2 separate regions of the Homo sapiens genome follow, and region 2 is linked to region 1. Evidence: chromatin loops called from intact Hi-C (ENCODE). Cell type or tissue: tibial artery. All regions are shown on one strand. Links, peaks and the distances in the headings refer to the core of each region. The heading gives the core; the rest is flanking DNA. Region 1 overlaps SEC14L5 (SEC14 like lipid binding 5). Region 2 holds the start of ALG1 (ALG1 chitobiosyldiphosphodolichol beta-mannosyltransferase).

Evidence for each region. Peaks named below come from ENCODE experiments on the same cell type or tissue, not always from the same donor. Only the 100,000 strongest peaks of a DNase experiment are listed, where the experiment ranks them.
Region 2: a loop joins it to region 1, with 2.4 times the contacts of the local background. A loop is called at or near these places in 15 of 110 quality-filtered maps.

What each region holds. Positions count from the first base shown.
Region 1 is chr16:4,961,089-4,969,417 of GRCh38, forward strand. The region is part of intron 2 of SEC14L5 (SEC14 like lipid binding 5); the gene reads left to right. Among named protein-coding and RNA genes, the nearest start is that of SEC14L5, 6.9 kb to the left of the region's middle. In tibial artery, for the core only: no CTCF peak of the experiment used is centred there; no DNase peak of the experiment used is centred there.
Region 2 is chr16:5,067,532-5,075,860 of GRCh38, forward strand. It overlaps ALG1 (ALG1 chitobiosyldiphosphodolichol beta-mannosyltransferase), which reads left to right and starts at 4,312. Exons shown (of 13, transcript NM_019109.5): 1 at 4,312-4,526; 2 at 5,420-5,497; 3 at 5,622-5,725; 4 at 7,857-8,005. The coding sequence starts at 4,319. RefSeq lists enhancers at 4,342-4,401, 4,432-4,541, 4,712-4,771. In tibial artery, for the core only: no CTCF peak of the experiment used is centred there; a DNase peak (open chromatin) is centred at 4,390; H3K4me3 peaks cover 1,492 bases; H3K27ac peaks cover 1,933 bases.

The sequences.
Region 1 (8,329 bases), core at 4-8,003:
GTGAAACCCCAACTCAACTAAAAATACAAGAAAAATTAGCCGGGCGTGGTGGCGCGCACCTGTAGTCCCATCTACTCGGGAGGCTGAAGCAGGAGAATCTCTTGAACCCAGGAGGCAGACGTTGCAGAGAGCCGAGATTGCGCCGCAACACTCCAGCATGGGTGACAGAGCGAGACTCCGTCTCAACAACAACAACAGCAACAACAACAACAACAAAGTTGCTGAACTTTTCTGAGCCCCATTTTCTTTTACTTTTTCCAGACTGAGTCTCACTCTGTTGCCCAGACTGGAGTGCAGTGGTGCCATCTTGGCTCACTGCAACCTCTGCCTCCCAGGTTCAAGCCATTCTCGTGCCTCAGCCCCCTGAGTAGCTGAGATTACAGATGCACACCACCATGCCCAGGTAATTTTTGTATTTTCAGTATAGACGGGGTTTCATCACGTTGGCCACGCTGGTCTCGAACTGCTGACCTCAAGTGATCCACTAGCCTCGGCCTCCCAAAGTGCTGGGATTACAGGGGTGACTCACTGCATCCGGCCCCTATTCATATAGCCTTAAGTGCTATATTCATGGGCATGGCTTATTTTCAAGTGCAATGATTGTAAATATTTTCAGAACCCTAAACGTGACAAATTAAGTTGGAATTTATTAAGCACATGCAGTAGATGGTTTTCCATCCTATAGTTAATGTGTCTCAGATTCATGGCAGAGAACCATGGGTCCTTGGACTGTCAGAGAAGGGTGGGGACAGTTTCTCTCTTCTTATGAATGAATGAACAAGTGCTTGGGTCTTAGAACATGTGAGCTGCCAGAGCCTTAAACTAAGGGTGATTATTTATGTTTATCGACCACTTATTGTCACTTGGTAGGACTGGGCCCTGTGCGAGGCAAACAGACACACACACACACAATCACTTTTCATCTTCATGACAACCTTATGAGGCGCATATAGGCATACAGTCATCCCCATTTCACAAATCAAGAAAATGGGGGCTGGGTGCTTATTCATAGAATAAGACAGGACTGGACACACAGTCCTGCACTCGAGCCTGGGCAACAGAGCGAGACTCTGTCTCAAAAAAAAAAAAAAAAAGAAAAAGAAAAAAAGAAAAGAAAACAAAAACAACAGAAAAACTATATGAATAGCACTAGTAATGTACTCGCATTGCCTGTATTGGGTATGTTAAACATATTTTGTAAGCTTCAGGTTCCACAAATGAAGGCACGGCTCCATTTACTCCCTTCGCTGTTGAGTCTCTAGGTACTGACACCTGTGGGTAGAGTGAAAAAAAGGCTTTCAAATCTATATTATCTGTGGCCAGGTATGGTGGATCATGCCTGTAATCCCAACACTTTGGGAGGCTAAGGCGGGCGGACCACCTCAGGTCAGGAGTTCGAGACGAGCTTGGCCAACATGGTAAAACCTTGTCTCTACTAAAAATACAAGAATTAGCTGGGTATGGTGGCAAGCACCTGTAATCCCAGCTATTCGGGAGGCTGAGAGAGGAGAATCGCTTAAACCCGGGAGGCGGAGGTTGCAGGGAGCCGAGATCGTGCCATTGCACTCCAGCCTGGGGGAAGAGTGAAACTCTGTCTCAAAAAAAAAAAAAAAAAAAAAACTTCCTTATCTGTACCTGCGTTAATTTAAGTCATTTGTATTTTCCAGAGGGACTGCCACAACCCTGTCATTCTATCTTCCATACAGTCCTTGTCTGTGAAATGGTCCCAAGCCACAGCAACACTGCCAACAAAGCCACTTTGCCGACTGTTTACAAAACATTATTGTCCCCAAAATAGCTGCATAACTCAACGTAACTTGCACACTGTGGAAGCACAAAAGGGGTTTTCTATGCTTAATGTTCGTCTTTGTTTCGCAGTTAAACACTTGCCCTCAGATTGGGTCAGATGCCGGGGAAGTTTCAGATGAACTCAGCTATTTTCACTGCATCCGAGTGACCAGAAAAGCTGGCCTTTCAGTTTTTCTGTTTAACAAAACTGACTTCAGAATCAAAATGCTCCTAGCTTCTTCAAAACTCCACTGACAATGACACAAATGACTGAAATTGGGCTTGAGTAATTGATTACAAAATTGTGCTTTGAGGTAACCTTTCTAGACCTGGCTTTAAACATTTTTAAAAATTAATACTCTCACTTAAAAAATTTATCTAGTCAAATAAACAGAGATTTCTCTCCAAATCCCTTCCCACGAATTTTGCTTCTAAAGAGAAGGATTCTAGGGTATCTTTCCTCCTCCCAACTATTTTTTTTTTAAGATGGAGTCTCGCTCGCTTTGTCATCTAGGTTGGAGTGCAGTGGCATGATCTTGGCTGACTGCAACCTCCGCCTTCTGGGTTCAAGTGATTCTCTTGCTTCAGCCCCCTGAGTAGCTGAGATTACAGGCATGTGCTACCACACTTGACTAATTTTTGTATTTTTAGTAGAGACGGGGTTTCACCATGCTGGCCAGACTGGTCTTGAACTCCTGACCTCAAGTGTTCCGCCCGCCTTGGCCTCCCAAAGTGCTGGGATTAGAGGCGCGAGCCACTGGGCCCAGGCTTTTGCTCCCTTTTTTCTTTCTTTTTGAGACAGAGTCTCGCCCTGTTGCTGAGGTTGGAGTGCAGTGATGCAATCATGGCTCACTGCAGCCTTGAACTCCTGGGCTCAAGCCATCCTCCTGCCTTAGTCTCCAGAGTACAGCCTTAGCTGGGAGTACAAGCATGCACCACCATACCCGGCTAGTTTTTAAATTCTACTATATAAAAATTTATAAATACTTTTATAGAAATGAGGTCTCACTATGTTGCCCAGCCTGGTCTTGAACTCCTGGGCTCAAGTGATCCTCCCACCCTGGCCTCCCAAAGGGCTGGGATTATAGGCATGAGCCACTGCGCTCAGCCTTCCTTTCTTTCTTGATAGCATTCCGTATCATTGGGTTCAAAACAATGAGCTTTTATTATCTTGGTAAACAGAGAAAAACAATTAAGACAATGGAGGCAGCTGGAGTATCCAGTGTTGGAGAGGGTCCGTCAGTCCTTTGAATGCCCGGGTCCCAGAAGGTGTGTGGGGTGGTGGTGTCTTTGTGGAGGTCCTTGCATAGAGGACACAAAGGCCATGTGGCTCAGGTCGCCTGAGTCCCGAAGGCCATGCTCTGCCCAGTCCATTGTGAGTCGAGTCTAGGTTATTTGTCTCTTTTCTCAAGTGGGTGGTAAAGAACCAGGGCCGGGCATGGTGGCTCACACCTGTAATCCCAGCACTTTGGGAGGCCGAGGCAGGTGGATCATGAGGTTTGGAGATCAAGACCATCCTGACCAACATGGAGAAACCCCGTCTTCCCTAAAAATACAAAATTACCTAAGTGTGGTGGTGCATGCTTGTAATCCCAGCTAGTCGGGAGGCTGAGGCAGGAGAATCGCTTGAACCTGGGAGACAGGTTGCAGGGAGCCGAGTTCGCTCCATTGCACTCCAGCCTGGGTGACAGAGTGTGACCCTATCTCAAAAAAAAAAGAACCAGACCCACAGGCTCTCTCTCTGCTCGAGGCCTCAGCACATTCCCCAATTCTTCTTCTTCACTCCCGACCTCAGGTGATCTTCCTGCTTCGGCCTCCCAAAATGCTGGGATTACAGGCGTGAGCCACTGTGCCCCACCTCTTCTTCTTTTTTCGATACGGGGTCTCACTGTCACCCAAGCTGGGGTGCAGTGGCCTGATGTTGGCTCACTGCAACCTTTGTCTCCCAGGCTGAAGAGATTCTCCTGTCTCACCCTCCTGAGTAGCTGGGATTACAGATGGGCACCACCACGCCCGGCTAATGTTTGTATTTTTAGTAGACATGGGGTTTCACCGTGTTGGTCAGGCTGGTCTCGAACTCCTGGCCCCAGGTGATCTGCCCACTTTGGACTCCCAAAGTGCTAGGATTACAGGTGTGAGCCACTGTGCCCAGCCACTATAATATATATTTTTAAAACTACCTCATTCAGGTGTGATTGACACATAAAAAGCTATATGTCTTTAACGTATACATCTTGAATGTGTCTGGTGATAAGAAGACACCTGAGGGTACAATATTTTTAAGGTTCATCCACATCTTAGCATGTATAGATTCTGCCTTGTTTTTATGGCTAAATAAATACTTCACTGTGTATGAATAGACCACATTTTCTTTATCATTCATTAGTTGATGGATATTTAAGTTGTTTTCAGTTTGGGGGGACTATTATAAATAGTGCTGCTATAAATATTTATGCACAAGTTTTTGTATGAACATATTCTTTCCAAATAAATCTCTGTTGTTGGCCAGGCGCGGTGGCTCACGCCTGTAATCCCAGCACTTTAGGAGGCCGAGGCGGGCGGATCACGAGGTCAGGAGATCGAGACCATCCTGGCTAACACGGTGAAACCGCGTCTCTACTAAAAATACAAAAAATTAGCCGGGTGTGGTGGCGGGCGCCTGTAGTCCCAGCTACTCGGGAGGCTGAGGCAGGAGAATGGTGTGAAACCGGGAGGCGGAGCTTGCACTGAGCCGAGATAGCACCACTGCACTCCAGCCTGGGCAAAAGAGCAAGACTCCATCTCAAAAAAAAAAAAAAAAAAAAAAAAAAAAAGAAATCTCTATTGTGAATGGTACCGGTTATTCAATGGGTTTTTGAAGATTCTATTTTAAATTTTATTTAAGGCCAGTTGTGGTGGCTCACGCATGTAATCCCAGCACTTTAGGAGGCCGAAGCAGGAGGACTGCTTGAGCTGAGGAGTTTGAGACCAGCCTGGGCAACATAGGGAGTCCCCATCTCTACCAAAAATAAAACAATTAGCTGGGTGTGATGGTTTACACCTGCAGTCCCAGCTACTTGGGAAACTGAGGCAGGAGGATCACTTGAGCCCAGGAGATTGAGGCTGCAGTGAGCTGTGATGTTGCTACTGCAGTCCACCCTGGGCAACAGAGTGAGACCCTGCCTCAAAAAATAAAATTAAAAAAAATGTTAAAAATGTTAAAAATATTTAACAAACTCATACACAGCACTGAAGTTCCGCCACCATGCCTGGCTAATTTTTTCTATTTTTTAGTAGAGACGGGGTTTCACTGTGTTAGCCAGGATGGTGTCAATCTCCTGACCTCATAATCCGCCCTCCTCTGCCTCCCAAAGTGCTGGGATTACAGGCGTGACCCACCGCGCCCGGCCTCTTTTTTTTTTTTTTTTTTTTTTTTGAGATGGAGTCTTGCTCTGTCACCCAGGCTGGAGTGCAGTGGCATGGTCTCGGCTCACTGCAACATTCACCTCCCGGGTTCAAGTGATTCTCCTGCCTCAGCCTCCTGAGTAGCTGGGAGTACAAGTGCCCGCCACCATGCCCAGCTAAATTTTTGTATTTTTAGTAGAGACAGGGTTTCATTATGTTGGCAAGGCTGGTCTGGAACTCCTGACCTCAGGTAATCACCCGACTTAGCCTCCCAAAATGCTGGGATTACAGGCGTGAGCCACCGTGCCCAGCCCCAGACACTGCTCTGAGTCTATTCACTTATTAATTCCTCATAGCCACCCCATGAGATGAGTTCTGTGGGCAGCCCATTCGACAGAGGAGGAGACTAAGGAGAGGCTTATCCAGGGCTCCAAAGCAAACATGTAGCAGGTGGGGACTCAACTTCAGGCAGTTCGGCCCCTCAATTTACACCCCAACTATGAGCTCTACCATTTTTCAGAGCTGGATGGAGGATCTGAAGTTACTGAGCTGGCGTCTGGGCCAAGTGCATGGTCCCAGCGGAGGCAGTTACCATCAGGATGCCTTTACCCCTTCGGGACCCTGCAAGGGAGAATACAGCCCAAGCCTGCAGGCCCTGGCCCCTGGCACACCGGCCAAGCCCGGGAGTGTTTATTCAGCGCTACCTGTGGCCAGCCCTTTAGGCCAGCTCAGAGGCAGGTCCATTATAGCAGCCTGATCTGTAGCAGAAGAGGAAATTGAGGCTCAGCAAGGTCCAGGAGACTGTCCCTCAGTGACCAGTGTTTATGGTCCCACAGAGCCACAAACCGGGTGACTTAGAACAACATAAGTTCATTGCCTCACTGTTCTGGAGGCCAGAAGCCTGAATTCAAGGTGTGGGCAGGCCCACACTCCCTCTGGAGGCTCTAGAAGGGGATCTGCTCCTGGCCTCTCTCCCAGCCTCGGACAGTTCCTTGACTTGGGACAGCAGAACTCCAGTCCTCACATAATGACTCACTGTGTCCAGATTTCCGTTTTTTTATAAGGACACCAGTCATATTGGATTTATAAGGACACTCCAATGGCCTCGCTTCAACTTGATTACTTGTAAAGACCTGTTCTCCAAATGAGGTCACATTTACAGGTACCAGGGCTTAGGACTTCAACATATCTATTTTAGGGGTTACATTTCACAGCTGGGATTTGAACTCAGGGAATCTGACCCCACAGCCAGAGCTCACAGCCAGACTTTCCGGATTCTGGCTCTGACTTTTCTTTCTTTCGTTTTTTTTTTTTTTTTTTTTTTTTTTTTTTGACAGAGTGTTGCTCTGTCGCCCAGACTAGAGTGCAGTGGTGCAATCTTGGCTCATTGAAACTTCCACCTCCCAGGGTCAAGCGATTCTCCCACCTCAGCCTCCTGAGTAGCTGGGATTACAGGTGCCCGCCACCATGCCTGGCTGATTTTTGTATTTTTAATAGAGATGGGGTTTCACCATGTTGGCCAGGCTGGTCTCCAACTCCTGACCTCAAGTGACCCTGAGGTCACTTGAACTCCTGACCTCAGGTGATCCACCTACCTCGGCCTCCCAAAGTGCTGTGATTACAGGCGTGACCACACCTGGCCTCCTTCCTTCCTTCCTTTCCTTCTTTCCTTCCTTCACCTCTCCCCTCCCCCCCTCCCCCTTCCCCTCCCTTCCCCTCCCCTCTCCTTCCCTTCCCTTTCTCCCTCTCTATTTTATTTTATTATATTTCTTTTTTGAGACAGGGGCTTGCTCTGTTACTCAAGCTGGAGTGCAGTGGTGCAATCATGGCTCACTGCAGCCTTGACCTCCTGGAGGTCAAGTGATTCTCCCACCTCAGCCTTCTAAATAGCTGAGACCACAGGTGTTCACCACCACGCCTGGCTAATTTTTTTTTTGAGACGAAGTTTCGCTCTTGTTGCCCAGGCTGGAGTGCAGTGGCGCAATCTCGGCTCACTGAAACCTCTGCCTCCCGGGTTCAAGCAATTCTTCTACCTCAGCCTCCCGAGTAGCTGGGATTACAGGCATGCACCACCACGCCAGGCTAATTTTGTATTTTTAGCACAGACGGGGTTTCTCCATATTGGTCAGGCTGGTCTCGAACTCCCGACCTCAGGTGATCCGCCTGCCCTGGCCTCCCAAAGTGTTAGGGTTACAGGCGTGGGCCACGGCGCCCGGCCGCACCTGGCTAATTTTAAAAAATATTTTTGTAGAGGTGAGCTCTCCCTATGTTGCCCATGCTAGTCCGAAATTCCTGGGCTCAAGCCATCCTCCTGTGGTCTCCCAAAGTGCTGGGATCACAGATGTGAGCCACTGTACCTGGCCTTGACTTTCCATAAACATTTGTGCACCAGCAGCAGTACTGTGGCTTTAGGAATGACCTGGTCCCCTTTTGTCCAGCCACTGCCCAGGTGTTCCTGTGGGGCTCCAAAGCCCAGTAGCGTCAGGTCATCTCTGTTTTGCAAACCTAAATAAGGAAGATGGCTTGGAGTAGAACTTCCTAAGCAAAAGGCTTTTCCTGTGGAGGAAGGGTTACGGAGGTAAGGTTCTGTCCTTCAGCAATTACATGTTAAAATATTTAAAGACCTGGCCTTGTTGTATTGTTAAACAGCTTGTAATTTAGCCAATGCGTTATTAATAAGAAGCAGCCTGTGAAGGTAAATTATTGTGGCTTAGGCCAAAAGCAGTTACAGTTGGATTCGCTGTTACGGAGGTAGTTTTAACAAAGCGGCCGGGGCCTTATTTAAATGAGTTTAAATTAGCTCCCTGGAGCCTGTCATCTGATCCTGTTGCTAACAGATTAAGGCAAGCAATGTTTTCTACCTTGAATGCTGCTCTGATTTGCGCTGGGAGAACAGAGGTGATCCACTGCCCTGCATAGTTGTCTTCTGATTTCCGAGGGCCCTGAAATAAGTGTAAGGCCCTCGTGCATTCATTTCTGTGTGCATTTATTTATGCATTCATGCATGTGTGCATTCCACAAATATTTTTTGAGTTTTTGCTGTGTGCCGAAGGCTGTGCGAGGTGGATTCCTAGCACTTCTTTTTTTCTCCAATGTCAGAGGCTCAAATGTGCACTGATCTAGTACTTTCTTTTTTTTTTTTGAGACAGAGTCTTCC
Region 2 (8,329 bases), core at 212-8,211, 110 kb after region 1:
AGCGTCCTTATTGGTTTCATTCAGTGTGAATGCGCATCTGTTTCCTTGCAGAAATGTTAATGTTGGTTTCCTGGGTGCTGTCCCAAACCTTGCTGGGGCTGTTGTATGTATGTGCACCACATTATCTTTCTAAAATCCCAACAATTTTGAATTCAGAAACATACTTGGTCCCAAGGGCTTCAGCAAACAGATTACAGATCTGTAATAATAATCAAAAGAACACCACTAAAGTGTGTATGTGATGCTCCCTATGTGCAGATGCTAGGTTAGGGCTTCTCCACCTTTTAATTTCGTCATTGTTCTTTTTTCTACCCCCGGAGTGTTTTTAGACGTTTTAATCCTGAAAAATCTTTAGTAAGAGGCTTATTGAGATATTATTCACATACCATAAAATTCACCTTTTAAATGTGTACAGTTTCACAGTGGTTTTTAGTATATTCACAAAGTTGTGCAGCCATCACTATCTATCTCCAGAATGTTTTTGCCACCCTGAAAAGAAATCCCATACCCATTTGCAGAAACTCCCTATTCCCTCCTCCCCAGCCCCTACCAACCATGAATCAACTTTCTGTGTCTATGGTTTGACCTACGGTGGATATTTCATATAAATGGAATCATACAATGCGTGGCTTTTTGTGTCTGGCTTCTCTCACTCAGCGTGATGTTTTCAAGGTTCATCTGTGTTGTAGCACATGTCAGTACTTTATTCTTTTTTATGGATGAATAATATCATCTCCCGGGGAAGCCCCTCCTGCTCTGATGATTTAAGAGGATGAGGACTATGGAGATGACAAACCAAAAGTAGACACCTAGGCCGGGCATGGTGGCTCATACCTGTAATCCCAGCACTTTGAGAGGCTGAGGCGGGGAGATCACTTGAGGTCAGGAGTTCAAGACCAACATGGCCAACGTGGTGAAACCCTGTCTTTACTAAAAATACAAAAATTAGCCAGGCGTGGTGGCACGCAACTCTAATCCCAGCTACTTGGGAGGCTGAGGCAAGAGAATCACTTGAACCTGGGAGGCAGAGGTTGCAGTGAGCCGAGATGGGGCCACTGCACTGCAGCCTGGGTAACAGAGTGAGACTCTGTCTCAAAATATAAAATGAAATGAAATGAAATGAAATATAAAATAAAATAAAATAAAATAAAATAAAATAAAATAAAATAAAATGAAAACAAGACACCTGGAGCAGGGCGTGGTGGCTCACACCTGTAATCCCAGCACTTTGGGAGGCTGAGGTGGGCGGATCACTTGAGGTTATGAGTTTGAGACCATCCTGGCCAACATGGTGAAACCCCGACTCCACTAAACATACAAAACTTAGCCAGGCGTGATGGTGCAGGGCTGTAATCCCAGCTACTAGGGAGGCTGAGGCAGGAGAATCACTTGAACCTGGGAGGTGGAGGTTGCAGTGAGCCGAGACGGCACCCCTGCACTCCAGCCTGGACGACAGAGTGAGACTCCATCTCAAAACAAACAAACAAACAAGCAAACAAGGAGACACCTGGGAAACCTCGGGTGGGAGGCTGTGGGAGCTGTGGACAGACCGCATTCTGTTCATCACTCATCCACTGATGAGCCTCTGGATTGTTTCCATGATTTGATTCTTGTGGACAGTACTGATGTTTGTTTACAAGTTTTTGTTCGAAAACCTGTTTTTCATTCTCCTGGGTGTATACGTGGGAATGCCATTGCTGTGTCACGTGATAATTCTATGTTGAACCTAATGAGGGACCATACGACTGTTTTCCACAGTGGCTGGGCCATTTACGTGCCCACTGGCAGAAGATGAGGGTTCCTTATGTACTGCCCCATGAAATTTTATTTTACTTGTTTATTTTTTTGAGACAGGGTCTCGCTTTGTCACTTAGGCTGGAGTGCAGTGGTATGATCATGGTTCACTGCAGCCTCGACCTCCCTGGGCTCAGGTGATCTTCCCACCTCAGTCTCCCGAGTAGCTGGGACTATAGGCACACGCCACCACCATTTTTTGGGTATTCTTTGTAGAGATGGGGTTTCACTATGGTGCCCAGGCTGGTCTTGAACTCCTGGGCTCAAGTGATCCTTCCGCCTCAGCGTCCCAAAGTGCTGGGATTACAGGCATGAGCCACTGCTTTCAGCCTTCATAAAATTTTAATACTGCAGATATACTGCATGCTTGTGTATTGTATCATTATCTGTGCTTTATACATAAAAAGGGTAAGGATGTTTTGCTCCCCAAGAGCCATTTTTGCCCCCTTGGGAGCACCACTGGGAACAGAGGTTCTAGGGGAAGCTTGTCATTGTCATTACTTCTGTTAATCCTTGATCACCCCTCAAGTGGGTGCTCAGTCAACTTGAACAAAATCTGAGGCTCCAAGGGAGATTGAGTGACTTATCCATATATCCTCTTGATTGTTGGAAAGACTGGATCTCATGTGGAATGGATGCCAAGTGAGAAAGCCGGACAGGTGGGCTGGCCCAGCTATGAAACCGCCCCCCTGCTGGGGATGGCTCCGTCCCCTCTCTCCAGGAGACACCACGGCAACTCCCTCCCCGACGGAGGTTCACCTACCAGAGGGAGGCATCTACTTTTGGTTTGTCATCACCATAGTCTTTATCCTCTTAGCTCATCAGAGCAGGACAGGCTCTCAAAGACTTGAAGTTCCCCTCCCTTAATTCACAGACGAAGAAAGCAAATTGATGGGGAGTGACTCGCCCGAGGTGGAGCAGGAAAGCCAGGAGTCCTGAGGCTGAGGTCCCAGATCCCTACCTGTCCCATTACAGAGCGTCGACAGAGTTGGGCAGGCGATGTGTCACAGGCCTCCACCCCAGCACACGCAACCTGGAGGCAGGGGCCTCGCTGGGAACTGGAGGATAAATGCCGCTGCCAGCATGTTTGTATGCCCATCCCTGCTGTCTGCAGATACTTACTCGTCCTTCCTTTCCTTCTGAAAGCTCGGGTTTCAAGGTCTGGCTTAAGGCGTGAGCTGTCCCTTCTGAATCCATAGAAAGGGAGTGATGGGGCAATTGTGAAAAGCAGATGCAAAGTGTGCCAAGCCCTGAGCTGAGCCCAGGGACACTGGGGAGCCACATCCATGTGGGCTACCCTGTCCCGTGGGTGCTGCCTGTGGTCCTCATCAGGGGAGGAGTCTTGTTTGTTTGTTGAATACGGTCTGGGTGGTGGCTCTCCAGGTTCTGCGGCAGCTCCCAAGTGGAGGCAATGGGGTAGCATCACCAGTGAGCTCTTGGTGTTTCTCTGCAAGGGACCGCTTTCAAAGAAAAAAGGTCATGATACGGTTTGGCTGTGTCCCCACCCAAATCTCATCTTGAATTCCCATGTGTTGTGTGGAAGGGACCCAGTGGGAGGTAACTGAATCATGGGGTCAGGTGTTTCCCGTGCCGTTCTCGTGATAGTGAATAAGCCTCACGAGACCTGATTGTTTTATAAAAAGGAGTTTTCCTGCAGAAGCTCTCTTTTTGCCTGCTGCCATCTATGTAAGAGGTGACTTGCTCCTCCTTGCCTTCTGCCATGATGGTGAGGCCTTCCCAGCCATGTGGACCTGTAAGTCCATGAAACCTCTTTCTTATGTAAAGTGCTCAGTCTCGGGTATGTCTTTATCAGCAGCATGAAAACGGACTAATACAGGCCATCGCAGAGACACACATTAAACTCTCACTATGGCTACTTTGGGAGGTGAAATTGGAGGGTCACTGTGGAAATTTCCTTTCTAGCCATTGATACTTAAGCAAAATCATGATGGTGTTTACTTCCTTGTTTGTCCTTCCCCCTCTCTACCTTTTAAATGTTTTATTAAGTGTGATGTACACCCTGGAAAATGGGCAGGTAATCTGCTGCTTGAGGTACCGCCCCAAATGCAGCACACCCACATTACCAGCACCAGATCCAGAAGCAGAACCCACCAGCCCCTAACTTCTAACAGCGAGGACTGGTTTTTATTTACATAGACGGAACTCTACAATTCGTACTCGTCAGCATCTGGCTCCTTTATCAATGTTAGGATGAAATTTATCCAAATTCTTGTGTCACTATATTTTGAAATTATCTTTGAATCCTGAAGAGAGTTCTTAGATCCCAATACAGTAACAGCTTTACTTTAGTCGGGGAAATACACTGGTGTGTAGGGAATCTGGTGTATGTGCGTGTGTCCTACTACTACTAATTCTTGGCCCCGAGGGGCTCCTGGGGGTTCCCCGGGCCCCTGTTAGGGAACCGCGTCCACTTCTCGCCCTCTCGGCCCACTTCGGAGGCTCGGTCTGCGGCTGCGCACAGCGCGAGGAAGCGCGGTCACGTGACTGCTGCGGGCCAGCCAAGATGGCGGCCTCATGCTTGGTCCTGCTGGCGCTGTGTCTGCTGCTGCCGCTGCTGCTGCTGGGAGGATGGAAGCGCTGGCGCCGGGGGCGGGCGGCCCGGCATGTAGTAGCGGTGGTGCTGGGCGACGTGGGCCGCAGCCCCCGTATGCAGTACCACGCGCTGTCGTTGGCCATGCACGGCTTCTCGGTGACCCTCCTGGGGTTCTGCAGTGAGTGGCCAAGGGTCTGGGAGGGACGATGCTCTCTCAGCCGTTGATCCTCGGTTCTAACCGCCCCGGGGAGTCGAGGCGGAAGTGCTCCTTTAGTCGCCGCCTTTGGGCAGCTCTCCGAGATTAGACGAGCGGTTCTGCCCCAGCCTTTCCTGGGTGGGTCTCTAGGTATAGCCGGCGTTAATCTTGCCACGTGTCAGAAGTGTGTTAAGTGAATCCATTGCGTGGTCTCACGTAATTCTCCTAGTAAGTGGAACCCAGGTGCGTGGAACTCCAGGGCTAGTGCTGGTAGCTACGTCCCTGTGCAGCTACCCTTGTCAGGCTATGTCTGAGCTGACAGGATATTTCATTCCTCATCCCTCAACGCAGAGCTCTGCAGACAGATGTTTTCATTTGTTCTTCATGTCCAGCTTTTCCCCACAGTGTGCAGGGCAGCGGTGTCTGCTCCCTCATTATTCTCCACGTTGGTATCTTGAGAGGGTAGCTCAACCCCATCTCAGGAAGAAGTGGGAACAGCACTAGTTGCCTTTAATCCCTGTTTAGAATCTGCTATCCTAGGGTGATGGGGTAGAGTGGGACTTCCTAGGGATGGCTCTGTGGTGGGAAAATTCCACTATCCAGACAATCTAGATTAGTTTAATTGAGCACCTACTGTTTGCCAGGCATCATGTTAAGTGAAGGTAGGTAAGATTCAGGCCCTATCTCTGTGTGCCTCCTAGAGCAATCTGAACAAGAATTGGCCGCATTCTCTGTTCTGGCTAGTGAGGAGCAGAGAGAGGTTTTGAAATATCTTACTTTCCAAAACACTGTCCGTGATTCAGCCTGAGTTGGGAGATTATCTGACTTTAGATTGCTGCTTCTGGTACATTAAAGGGATCATTCTCATTTTTCAGACTCCAAACCCCATGATGAGCTCTTGCAGAACAACAGAATTCAGATTGTGGGGTTGACAGAACTTCAGAGTCTTGCAGGTAGGATGCCGTCAACTCCAGAATCCTCTGAATCCATGGGCTGGGGGCAGGGGGTGTTCGTTTGAAAAGCCGTGCAGATTGCCAGACGCTCCTTTGGTAGTCACAGGTGTTTTCTGACTTGCAGTTGGGCCCCGAGTTTTCCAGTACGGAGTCAAAGTTGTACTTCAGGCTATGTACTTGCTGTGGAAGTTGATGTGGAGGGAGCCAGGTGCCTATATCTTTCTCCAGGTGTGTATCAGCCTCTGCCTCCCTCTGTGAGAGCCATGTTAGCAGTTTACTTTCCAGCACAAATTGGTACTATATTGCATATTCATATGTGTGTGTGTTGTGTGTATGGGCGTTTAAAGACATGAGTAGGAGCCTATGGTATGTGTCTATTTATGGCACCTATCCATGCTCTCTGTGTCATTACAGATAGTCTTACATTGTACTGACTGTGTATCAAGTGTTTTCCATGTATTAACTCATTTAGTCCTCACAGTTACCCTAAGAAATATTGCATGTAGGTAATACAAGAACCTGTTTCTTAAGGTTGTTCTCATTTAGATGAGAAAACCTAGACTGAGAAAGGCTCTGTAAGTAGCCCATCGCCATACAGCTAGGAAGTGGTGGAATCAGGATTTGAACGTAGGTCGTCAGTGTGGTTCTATAGTATACACACGCACGCATACGCGCGCACACACAAACACACATATATTTTTTTGAGACAGAGTTTCGCTCTTGCCGCCCAGGCTGGAGTGCAGTGGCGTGATCTCGGCTCACTGCAACCTCTGCCTGCCGGGTTCAAGTGATTCTCCTGCCTCAGCCTCCTGAGTAGCTGGGATTACAGGTGCCCGCCACCACGCCCAGCTAATTTTTGTATTTTTAGTAGAAATGGGGTTACGCCATGTTGGCCAGGCTGTTCTCGAACTCCTGACCTCAGGTAATCCGCCCCCCTCGGCGTCCCAAAGTGCTGGGATTACAGGCGTGCGCCACCGCGCCTGGCCTATCGTTATACTTTTAATCCCTTCCCTTGATCACTTTTTCTTTAAAAAATTTTTCTTTCTTTTCTAGCTGAAGGAAGAATACTTTTTTTTTTAAATCAATTTTTAATATATAGAAGCACCTTCCTCTTTTATTTATTTATTTTTATTTTTCCTGAGATGGAGTCTCTGTTGCTCAGGCTGGAGTGCAGTGGTGCGATCTTGGCTCACTGCACCTTCTACCTCCCGTGTTCAAGTGATTTTCCTGCCTCAGCCTCCTGAGTAGCTGGGATTACAGGCATGTGCCACCATGCCTGGCTAATTTTTGTAATTTTTTTTAGTAGAGATGGGGTTTCGCTATGCTGGCCAGGATGGTCTTGAACTCCTGACCTCAGGTGATCCACCTGCCTCGGCCTCCCAGATTGCTGGGATTACAGGCATGAACCATCGTGACCCACACCTTCCTCTTTTAATAGGCAGCCTTGAATTCCAATATGTGATGTACTATACTGCATGTATTTAGTCTCATGTTAATGGATACTCAGATTCTTCCTGATTTTGTTTTTACTTTTACAAATAGTGTGGCTCCAAGCACAGCGAGCATATGCCTTTTGTATAAGTCCAGTTTCTTTCTTAGGGTAACTTCCCAGCAGTGGAATTGTGTAGTCAAAGTTGATGCATTTTAAAAATGTGTATGTTACTGGATAGCTTTAGAGTAAGGTTGGGTCAGTTTGGCCCCCGCTGAGTGGGGGTACCTCTTCTCCCCCATGCTTACCATCACCAGCTGTTGTTAGACCTTTTTAGAATTTGCATTCCAACAGGTGAAAAATGCCATCTCTTTGTTCTGTTTTTTGCCTCCTTGATTATTGATGATCTTGGACTTTTCAGGTTGGTTCTGTTTGTTTGTTTGGTTTTTGTTTGTTTGTTTTAGAGGCAGAGTCTAGCTCTGTCGCCCAGGCTGGAGTGCAGTGGCACAATCATAGCTTAACTGCAGCCTCATCCTCCTGGGCTCAAGTGATCCTACCTCCTCAGCCTCCTGAGTAGCTGGGGCTGCAGGTGTGTCCCACCACACCTGGCTAATTTTTAAATTTTTTGTAGAGATGAGGTCTCACTGTGTTTCCTAGGCCGGCCTTGAACTCCTGGGCTCAAATGATCCTCCTGCCTTGGCCTCCCAAAGTGTTGGGATTACAGGCATCAGCCACCGCACCTGGCCCATTCTGTTTCTTTTATGACTTTTTACATCTATTTTGGTGGTGGAGAGGGTCTTTCTTCTGCTTATTATCAAGAGCTCTGTAAAGATAACAGACTCATCACCATGTGTGTTGTGACTATTTTTACTGGGTTTATTGCCTAGCATGGTCTGGGTTTCCTCCCCTTCAAGTCTCTATCTTTCCTAGAACCCCCCAGGTCTGCCTAGCATTGCTGTCTGCTGGTTCGTGGGCTGCCTTTGTGGAAGCAAGCTCGTCATTGACTGGCACAACTATGGCTACTCCATCATGGGTCTGGTGCATGGCCCCAACCATCCCCTCGTTCTGCTGGCCAAGTGGTGAGAGTCTAGGAAGAGGGTAAAATACCGTCCCCTAAACCACTCAAGGATGAGTGAGAAGAAGGGCCATAGTGGGCCTCCGGAAGTCGGTTCCTTGTGGGCTCTGCAGGAGGTGGGGTGAGGCTGGTGAATCAGGCCGAATGCTGGTTCCAAATGATAGAAACAGGCCTCAGCAAAGGACCACATTTTTTGGCCCATGAAATGGAAGTGTCTGTGGAAATGGTTGGTTTCGAGCTCAGCAGTGTCACTGGGACCCAGCTCACGTCTGTCTCCACACTCCCTTCTGGTGGTGGTTCCCGGAACTCTCCTAGCTCTTGTCCTCAC